Linked DNA regions of Mus musculus: region 1 is linked to region 2. A link is a loop called in an ENCODE intact Hi-C map of the cell type or tissue named here. Cell type or tissue: heart. All regions are shown on one strand. Links, peaks and the distances in the headings refer to the core of each region. The heading gives the core; the rest is flanking DNA.

Region 1 (4,401 bases), core at 149-4,148, 49 kb before region 2:
ATGCCCAGCTGTGGGAACCATAAAGTGATTATTCCATCCACACTGGTCTTCTGCTTCACCCATGCCTTTCTCCACTGCCTGCCTCTCTCTCTGTCTCTTCAGACTGCCTTCAAATAGCTGTCAGTAATACTTTGTTGTTAAACCTACTTTTTGCCTCCCTGAATAACTTTTATACACTGTTTCATACATGTATTTTCTTCTTCTTTATTATCTATCTATGAGGTAAGTTCCAAACAAGTAGGGATTTCTGGTTCTTTCTTCTATCACCAGTGCCAAAAAGAGTACCAGAGTCATAGCCGGACTGACCTGGAGAGTAAAGAGTACCTCTGTCTACATCATGGATGCTTGGCAAACCTCTGCTGTAAAAGATCTAACAGAAGATATTTCAGACTTCTGAGCATGTAGCTTCTGTTCTCACCACTCCTCTCTGGTGTTGTGACATAAAAGCAGAATGGGCTGGTAAATAAATGTGTGATGTGTGGAGAAGAAAGAAAGGGCTTTGCTCAAAGATGAACGAACATGCAGTAAAGGAGACACCTACACCCTAAACCTGGCTTACAGCATCTAGGAACTCCTTAAGAGAAACTTCTAAATTTAAAGATAACACATCAGACTGAAAGACAACCAGGGCAGGGATGTTGTTTGATTTTGTTTTCTTCAGCTCTTTAATCATGCGCTCAGCCAAATCTAGTCCTGTCTGTACCTTCCAGCCCATTCTTAAAAAGCAAAATCTCTAGAGCGTTAGGCAAGCACTTGTTACTTACTCAAGGCTGGAATACAAACTTGTAGGTTGTTAAAAGGCAGAATCTGAGGGCTAGGGATATAGCTTAGAGGTAGGATACTGGCTAGCCTATCACAATTTGAATTTGATTTCAACCCCTGATAAAATTTAAAAATTCTAAGGCAAATGCAGTGGTGCATGACTTTAATCCTAGCATCAAGAGGTGGGGACAGGCAGATAAAGTTTGAGACCAACCAGGACTACACAGTGAGACCATGTCTTTAAAACAAAATAAACTAATTAAAAAAAAAAAAGAATCTCAGGGTAATAGCAGGGTTTTTAATTTCCAGCTCCTTGTGGCACTGTGAAAGAACCCAGAGCCTTAAATATACTAGGCAAGTGACCAACTACTGAGTTACATCTCCAGTTCTTGTTCTTATTTCTTTAAGTAGTTAAATTCATTCTGACTACTCTTAAACCCCCATACTCTCATCCTATATTTTAATAAGATCCTCCAGTGACTCATACTCATAGTAAAGTGTAGAATGTACAGATCTAATCACACATTTGTCAATGCACAGGTCAAAACAAAACAAAACAAACAAAACAAAACAAAACAAAAAAAAACCTCCATTTAGCATGAAGATATAAAAACAAGACAGTCTGGGAGAATTGCTAAGAGGTAGGCCATTTGCATGGCATGCATAAGTTCCTAAGATCCTAAGAAAAGATCATCTCTGACAGAAGAAAACAAGAATGACAACTTACCTCTGCTATGTGTAATGAGGTGTCAAAAGGAGAACTGTCAGGCCTCAGTGAGATGCAGCAATGTTGTACACTGGAGAAAGAGTTCAGCTAGGATCCATGCCTGCCACAAAAGCCACCCTAAGAGTATGTCCACTCTTGCTTGCAGTGGAGTTGAGAAAAAGCAGGGAGAGGACCAGGAAGACAGAAGATTTATCAATCCCCAAAGTTGCTAAGTTTTGCCTCAAGAGACAGGCAAAATCAAGACTTTTCAAAAATCTAGCTTCCAGGAAATTAATGAATATCCTCAGTTAATTTCAGGACGACAGTAGTGAATATCTGTTAGCTGGTTATCCTGAATCAAGAAAGAAATGTGGGTTCCAACTCAAGACAACCTAACCCCTCTTATCTGGCAAGGAGATTGGAAAAGAGGAAATCCAGACAGAGAGATCTTTTTATATCTTGTGCTCTGGGCAGCAGCATCTCCAGCCTTAACAGCAACTGTATTTTAGAACCGAGGGAGTAAACCTATTTCAGCAGTGCTTCCCGTCCCCGTCCCCGCCCCCGCCCCCATCCCCGCGTAAACTTCCTGTCTCTTAGTCCTATGGAAGGGGGGTTCTCCTTTTGCAGGCGCTGCCTTAAAAAAAAAAAGTAAGCAGGAAGAAGATACATTTGAAAAAGAAGCGAACGAAAACCAAAGCAAAACCAGAGTTAGGTTTCACTGCGAGGCCCACCGGGGATTTAAAGAGGAAAGGCGAGCTGTACGTGTAATGTGCGATGCCACACTGTCCTTTCCTAAACAAAAGCTGTGAACAGCTGGTCAGACTGCGATGACAGAATTCTGAAATGTCTGAAGTTACATACATACCTCAGACTGGGTGTGTGTGTGTGGGGGGGGAGAGATAACGGTTTCTTTTCAGAGAATAAACAGAATGTTTTATAGCAGCGGTACAAAAAGCTAAAGGTCGTTTACTACAACAGGAAGCTGCTTAATCTGGCCTCACATTGTTATCACAGTTAGGGCCAGAGCCTCGGCACTGATGGTCAGCTATTCATTCTTAGGAACTCTATATTTAAAAACCTAACGTAAAAAAGCAAAGAAGAATCAATCATACCGTGAAATGAAGGGCAAAGAAATCCACAGACGGATGGACGGGACACACACACACACACACACACACACACACACACACACACACCCCGCTACTCCCCACCTCACCCCACCCCACCCCCACCCCACCCCCCACCCCCAGCCATCCTCAAGCTTCAGGCTCCTAATGGTCTGGCCAATCACTGCTGTCTGAGATCCAAACTTTCTGGTGTCATCTGAGAAGTTGTAAATCTTGCTCAAGGGGACAGTTCTTTGTCAAGCTGAAATGTCTTCCTGGCTTCCTCTCAGCCTTTTCTTTCTCCCAGCATGAGAGATTCTTGGGTAATTTGTAATTTCTTTGGGGCTATTGTTTCAATAGTCTGACATCCAAAAGGGCAGGCACAAGTGTCTTTAAAGTATCCTCTTCCTGCCAGGCATTCCTGGTTACAGCATCAAAACTTATATATAATCCAAAGCAAAGGAAAAAAATGTTCAATACAGTTAAAAAGCCTTAACCAAGTTTCTGTGGTCAGCTTTAATACTATGTTGTCTTTATGACCAAATCCTACTGCCTCTGTACACTTATACCCACCAAGTCCACAAATTGATAGGTTTTGGATTTGAGGTTGGTGATTCCAGGGGACACAGATCAATGACTGGGGACTAAGGAGTTTATTATAAGAGTTATTAGTGCTGTGAACACACAGACAGGAGCAGCAGAATGCCAGGGGCTCTCAGAAGAGTTTGGGTCTCAAACACTAGTGACCTCATGGGGAAGTTTCTACAGAGAATCAGAGTCTATGTGCAGAAGAGGAGGCCTCTTCCCATACATTTTTAGGAAGTGGGGTTCACAACAAGAGTCTACAGTCAGGCTCTCAGATTCCCAGGCAGGAAGCAGAGGATGGGGTGGGGAACAAATTGTGACAAGTCTTTGGTGTAGTTGCACTTCCCAGGTGAGCCTGTTAGCAAGTGACACACAAAGTACCAGAAGTGTGACTCTCAGTATCTGTGAGAGGAGTTCAGAGAGGCTGGTATCTAACAGTACATCCTTACACAAACCACTAAGTTACCAAGTGAGCTGAAGGAAACGTACTACTCGGTGGGCATCAAAGAGTGTCCCTTCTGCATGGAGACAATGCCAGCTTTATAAGTATAAGATAATTGTGCTCACACGAAGAAGCTTCCTCCTTACAGCCACAGCTGTCAATGACTCTTTAATCCTCTAATCCTGTAGCAGACTTCCCAGGTGCCCAGCTTTCAGGAGAATGGCAAGTGTCATTCACACTTCCCCAAGGTTACCAGACTCCTAGGACATCAGAGGGCTACAGGTATAATGGATCCACCTCAACTAGATGTTCTTTTCCCCTTCAGCATTCTCGGAGTCATGCAATCCTTCTCCAGAACGCAGGGCCACCTCCCTTGTGACCTGGGAATCAAGGACAGCTTGGCTCACACTGAGGATGACTCATTAAGCATATGACAAGAGACCTTTCCCTTCCCTTCCACTGAGACCTATAAGAAGCGACTCCAGTTCTGCTTCATGATCCTGAACTCTCATAGAACCCACCCATGCTGTGTGTGTGTGTCTTCCTATGACACTGGGGCAAGGAGCTTGCTCAGAACTCCTGCCATGCTGCTGTTTTGTCTTCCTACCCATGTAATTAATAATTCTTCAAATAAGTGTCTCTTATACCAAGGACAGTCTCCCTCAGTGTCCCCATTACATTCCAAACCCCAAACCTTTCAGACAAGTTTAATACAAATCAAGCATTGTATATAAGAAGAAACAAGAGAGACCCTGCCTCAAGCTATGTAAAGGGAGGCCTCCTAAATGTTATGTTCTGAC
Region 2 (4,401 bases), core at 195-4,194:
AATAGCAAGTTCTGAGCAGACCAGACTACATGGCAAGACTTTTTCTAATATAATTATAAGAACAAAAAAATCAGTCTTTTTCTATATTTGTGCTATATATATATATTATATTTACTATGACTAATATAGTTTTATATATATATACAATACATAATACATAATATATAACAGATAACATATAGCATATAATATAATATATGATATAATATATGACATGTGATATATAAAATAATATAAGTAATAATTAATATATTATATATAATATATTGATTATATATGATGTAGCATGTAGAATAGAATATAAAATACAGTGTTACTAGTAAGAGTTACTATAACTAATATAATAATATTAATTACATACATATGTTATATTAGACAAAGGACACTACAGTGAAAAATAACCTGAATGCATTTTTGTCTCTTTGAAATTCAATAGAAGTAGGTGTGAATATTCAGAGTTTGGAAACTCATTTGTGAAACAACATAAACAGGGGTGTCATAGATATTACTAGATCCTTCATTCTGTAGTTACTATAGTTCACAGCATGCTAAGCCAGTGAGAGAGAGGTATGAAAAGAGGAAATTGAGTCAATCAAAGAAACATAAAAACAAAAGAAAAATTGAAATAAAGGAAATTGTGGGGGGGGGCATGGAGAGAAACACTTATCACCAAGAAAACAGGATGGGCAGAAAAGAGGGATTCTGTTTGCTTCTTTTGAGATAGAGCCTTTCACTGACCTGGAACTTGGTGTGTAGGTTAGGGGCTGATGAACAGGCTCCAAGGATCTGCCTGAGGTTGTTAATATGACCCCAGGCCCTCACGTTTATAAAGAAAGCACTTTACCAACTCCTCATCCCCAGACAAAAGAAGGGCCAAAGAGTATGCTCGGTGATATGGGGCAGGAATGAGGCAGTTATGGAGATATGACTGAGTAACCTGACTTTATACTTTAAAGCACTATGTGTGTTACTCTTGTGTAGACATGCCATCTCCTAAGAAGATAAGTTCCCATTGTCCTTTAAGACAGCAACAAGCAATTCAGTAGCTTAGCATGGATTATTCTCACTAAAGTTTTAAAAATAAATATATATATATAATATATATTTTATATATATCTCACATATATATATATATATATGATATATAGTACACACATATACATTACACATACACACATACAAACAAATCTGCCTCCCAACTCTGCCATCTATGTAGGTATGTGTATGCTTGTTCATGAATATGCATATGGGTGAGTGTGTGCTATAAAGGATGTGGAGGTCAGCAAACAACCTTGAGTGTTGGTTCTCTGCTTGCCTCTTTTTGAGAGAGTCTCAAAATTTGGAGAATTTTCCTGTCTCTGCATCTCAACTCATTATAACAGTAATGAGAGACTGCAGACACAAACTATTGCATCTGCCTTTACTTGGTCAATAGAGATCTGAGCTCAGCTCCTCTGGATTGTTGGGCAAGCTCTTTGTGCACGGAGCTATCTCTCCAACTCTCAACCCTTACATACATGCTGCACAAATCCACAAATCCACAGTGCACTACTAGAGATCAGAGGGCAACCTAAAGGGGTAAGTTCTATTTTCCTACCACTGGGTCCCAGTAATCAAACCTAGGTTCAATTCCCACCACCAGCATGGTAGTTCACAATTACCGGTAACTCCAGGAATCTGCCCTGCTCTTGTAATCTTCACTGGTGCCAGGTTCACACATGGTGCACAAACACACGTAAAAGTGAACCATCATTACATGTAAAGTAAAATAATAATGAAAATAAACATTTTAAAGAAACGTTCTCCTTGTGCTGTGGTAAGATAATACAGGAAAACATATGACCATTTGTGACACCAGTTCTAGATGGTCCAGTGCCCTATAAGAGGTCCTAGATGGACCAGGCATGCCTATGATACACAGACATACATGCAGAGGGATTCAGGGGGTCAGAGTACACTCAAACACTTAAAATAAAATTTAAAGTACATACATATACATGAATACACATACACACATGCATACACATACACAAAGAGACAGACAGGGATATATAGAGAGAGACTTTGGGGGAGGTTAGTTGAACTAGAAACTATTCTGAGCAGGCAAAGGATAGAACATGAAGAAGAATCTTTTATATAATACCAGAATTTAAATTTTTCTTCGAAGATGCAATTAAACACAAGCACATCTCGAACATGGCATGGACAATGAATAAGGGTTACCCCAGAGGCAGGGGGATCCCTTTTGGAGAGCTATCATCTCACAGTAAGGAGGGAGCTGAGGGGACAAGTCAGTCACAAGTAGAGAAGCTATCTCCTGGGTTTCCCTGGAAGGTCTGAATGGGAGGCACAGACATGTTTGTATATAGACATTTGGAGCAAGTTGGGTTCAAGTTCCATTTCAGATACTGGGGTTGAGGTGCCGTGGGTTACCAGAGGCATTTCCAACATGCCTGGGCTTTTCTGCTTGGGAACTCACTGTATTGGGAAAATACTGAAAGAGATGCTTGGAAGTGTGTGTGTGAAGTAAGTGCAGAGAAACTCCCTGGAATCTACCAAGGATGACCCCAGAGACGACTCCTAGTAATGGGGGATACTGAGCCTGACACACTCTTTCTTTGGAAGAACCTTCCATTCCAGCTCAGGGTCGCGGGACAGGGGGGTCATAAGTCAGGTTCAGCCTCCCCGAGCTCATGGGAACCTCGGACTTGTCTGAAGAGTGCACTGCACTGGAAACTGGTTCGCTCCATTCACAACTGGCCACCACAGACATTCCTTATTACTGTTTGTCTGGAACCTTCCCCTGTAACTTAAATCATCGAACAGTCAGGGTCAAGTGTTAGTCTACATATTTCCAGAAATTTTGAGAATCTCACCTTTAGGGAAACGGTACTGTTAAATTTTTATACACTGAAAAAGTGTACTAAAATATATCACTAACAAACGCTTACTCTATTCAGAGAAATTTTGCCCATTTTAAGCTACAAATGCCTTGGGATCCAGCTACATCATTTCTGCAGCTAAGTATCAGCGGACAGTTTTGGCGCCCTCTGATGGCACACATGGGTAACTGCAACACTCCCTTGTTAAACCCATTAACTGCTTCATTTTTTTAAAGCCAGGATTAAAAATAAATTAAAAATTCTTTTAATTTAATATTCATAGAGTGAATTTCACTCAATTTTTAATAATATATTTTGCTAATGTTTTAAAACTGGATAAAACAATATGTATATGTCACAGAAATATAATAATGTAAACATTCTGGAAAAATAGCATATGGTGATAATTAATGATAATTGTATTTTTTCATTTATTCAAAAATGAGTAGAAACCAACTAATAGTATTTTATTTTATGTGTATGGGTGTTTTGCCTGTATGCATGTCCGTGTGCCATGTGCATTTAGTGCCCACAGAGGTGGGAAGAGGGCATCAGATACACTAGGGATGACGTCAGAGGATGGTGGGCTGTCATGTGGGTACTGGGAATTGAACCTGGGTCCTCTGAAAAACCAGCCAGTCCTCTTGGTCACTGAGCCACCTCTCCAGTCCTGCCCTGCCCTCTTTTAACTTCACAGTGTATTGTGAACTGTTTCTCTGTCTATAGTAAATGTATAATTAAATCACTTGTCAGTTTCTGGATAATTATCATTCAATGTTTGGGTATATATCACAATATAACAATGTTTATATGCATGCACTATAGAGCAAATAAGTCCAGCCTTTAAAAATATCAAATTTTAGAGTTTAGTGTCTGGGGAGATTGAGTTACCATGGTTTCTGAACTAAGTCTGTGTTGCCAGGCACTCTGGTGGAGTCAGCTTGTGAGGCAGAAATGCCAAAAAGCTGCTCGTGAGAAATGAATTTCTAGGACTCTCCTCCTGGATATTCTGGCGAAAGCCAACTCTCCAGTTTGGATCGGTTTGTCAGGCGAAAAGCCTGGAAGCTGTTTCACGAGGATAAGAGTCCAGGGAAATTTTCCTCCCTGAGTTATGGCATCTCTTTCCCTAACCCATTATATTTAAATTTCCACCACATTAATCTAGTGTATAGATTCACGTGCACTCTATATAGTATTACTTTATAGTAAATGCCTTTTAAGATTGTATTCTAACATAGCTAAAGCCTTTTTCCAGTGTTCTTAGATTCCAGATAGCAGCAAGGAGCTTAACCTATTCAGTAACTAATTAAGCTGCATCATAAAACAATATAAACATCTGCTATTTACTCAGCTGTCTGTAGATAGAGACTAAAAGTCTCACTGAGATAGAAATCTTTTACTACAGGCTACTTCCATGTCAAGTATAAGTTGATATACTACCCTGATAAGGGGAAACTCTCCAGACAAGATAGTTTTACTAGACCTAAGAATTTAGAGCTCTGTGGTAGCACATTACTCT

The links. Peaks named below come from ENCODE experiments on the same cell type or tissue, not always from the same donor. Only the 100,000 strongest peaks of a DNase experiment are listed, where the experiment ranks them.
Region 1: it touches region 2 in a loop (3-fold over the local background); 7 of 42 quality-filtered maps call a loop at or near these places.

The regions. Positions count from the first base shown.
Region 1 is chr6:58,594,197-58,598,597 of GRCm38, reverse strand. It overlaps a transcript of Abcg2 not described here. Among named protein-coding and RNA genes, the nearest start is that of Gm45943, 12 kb to the right of the region's middle. In heart, for the core only: no CTCF peak of the experiment used is centred there; DNase peaks (open chromatin) are centred at 2,007 and 2,297; H3K4me3 peaks cover 2,113 bases; H3K27ac peaks cover 1,458 bases.
Region 2 is chr6:58,545,648-58,550,048 of GRCm38, reverse strand. The region is part of intron 2 of Gm45943 (a long non-coding RNA gene); the gene reads left to right. Among named protein-coding and RNA genes, the nearest start is that of Gm35077, 14 kb to the right of the region's middle. In heart, for the core only: no CTCF peak of the experiment used is centred there; no DNase peak of the experiment used is centred there.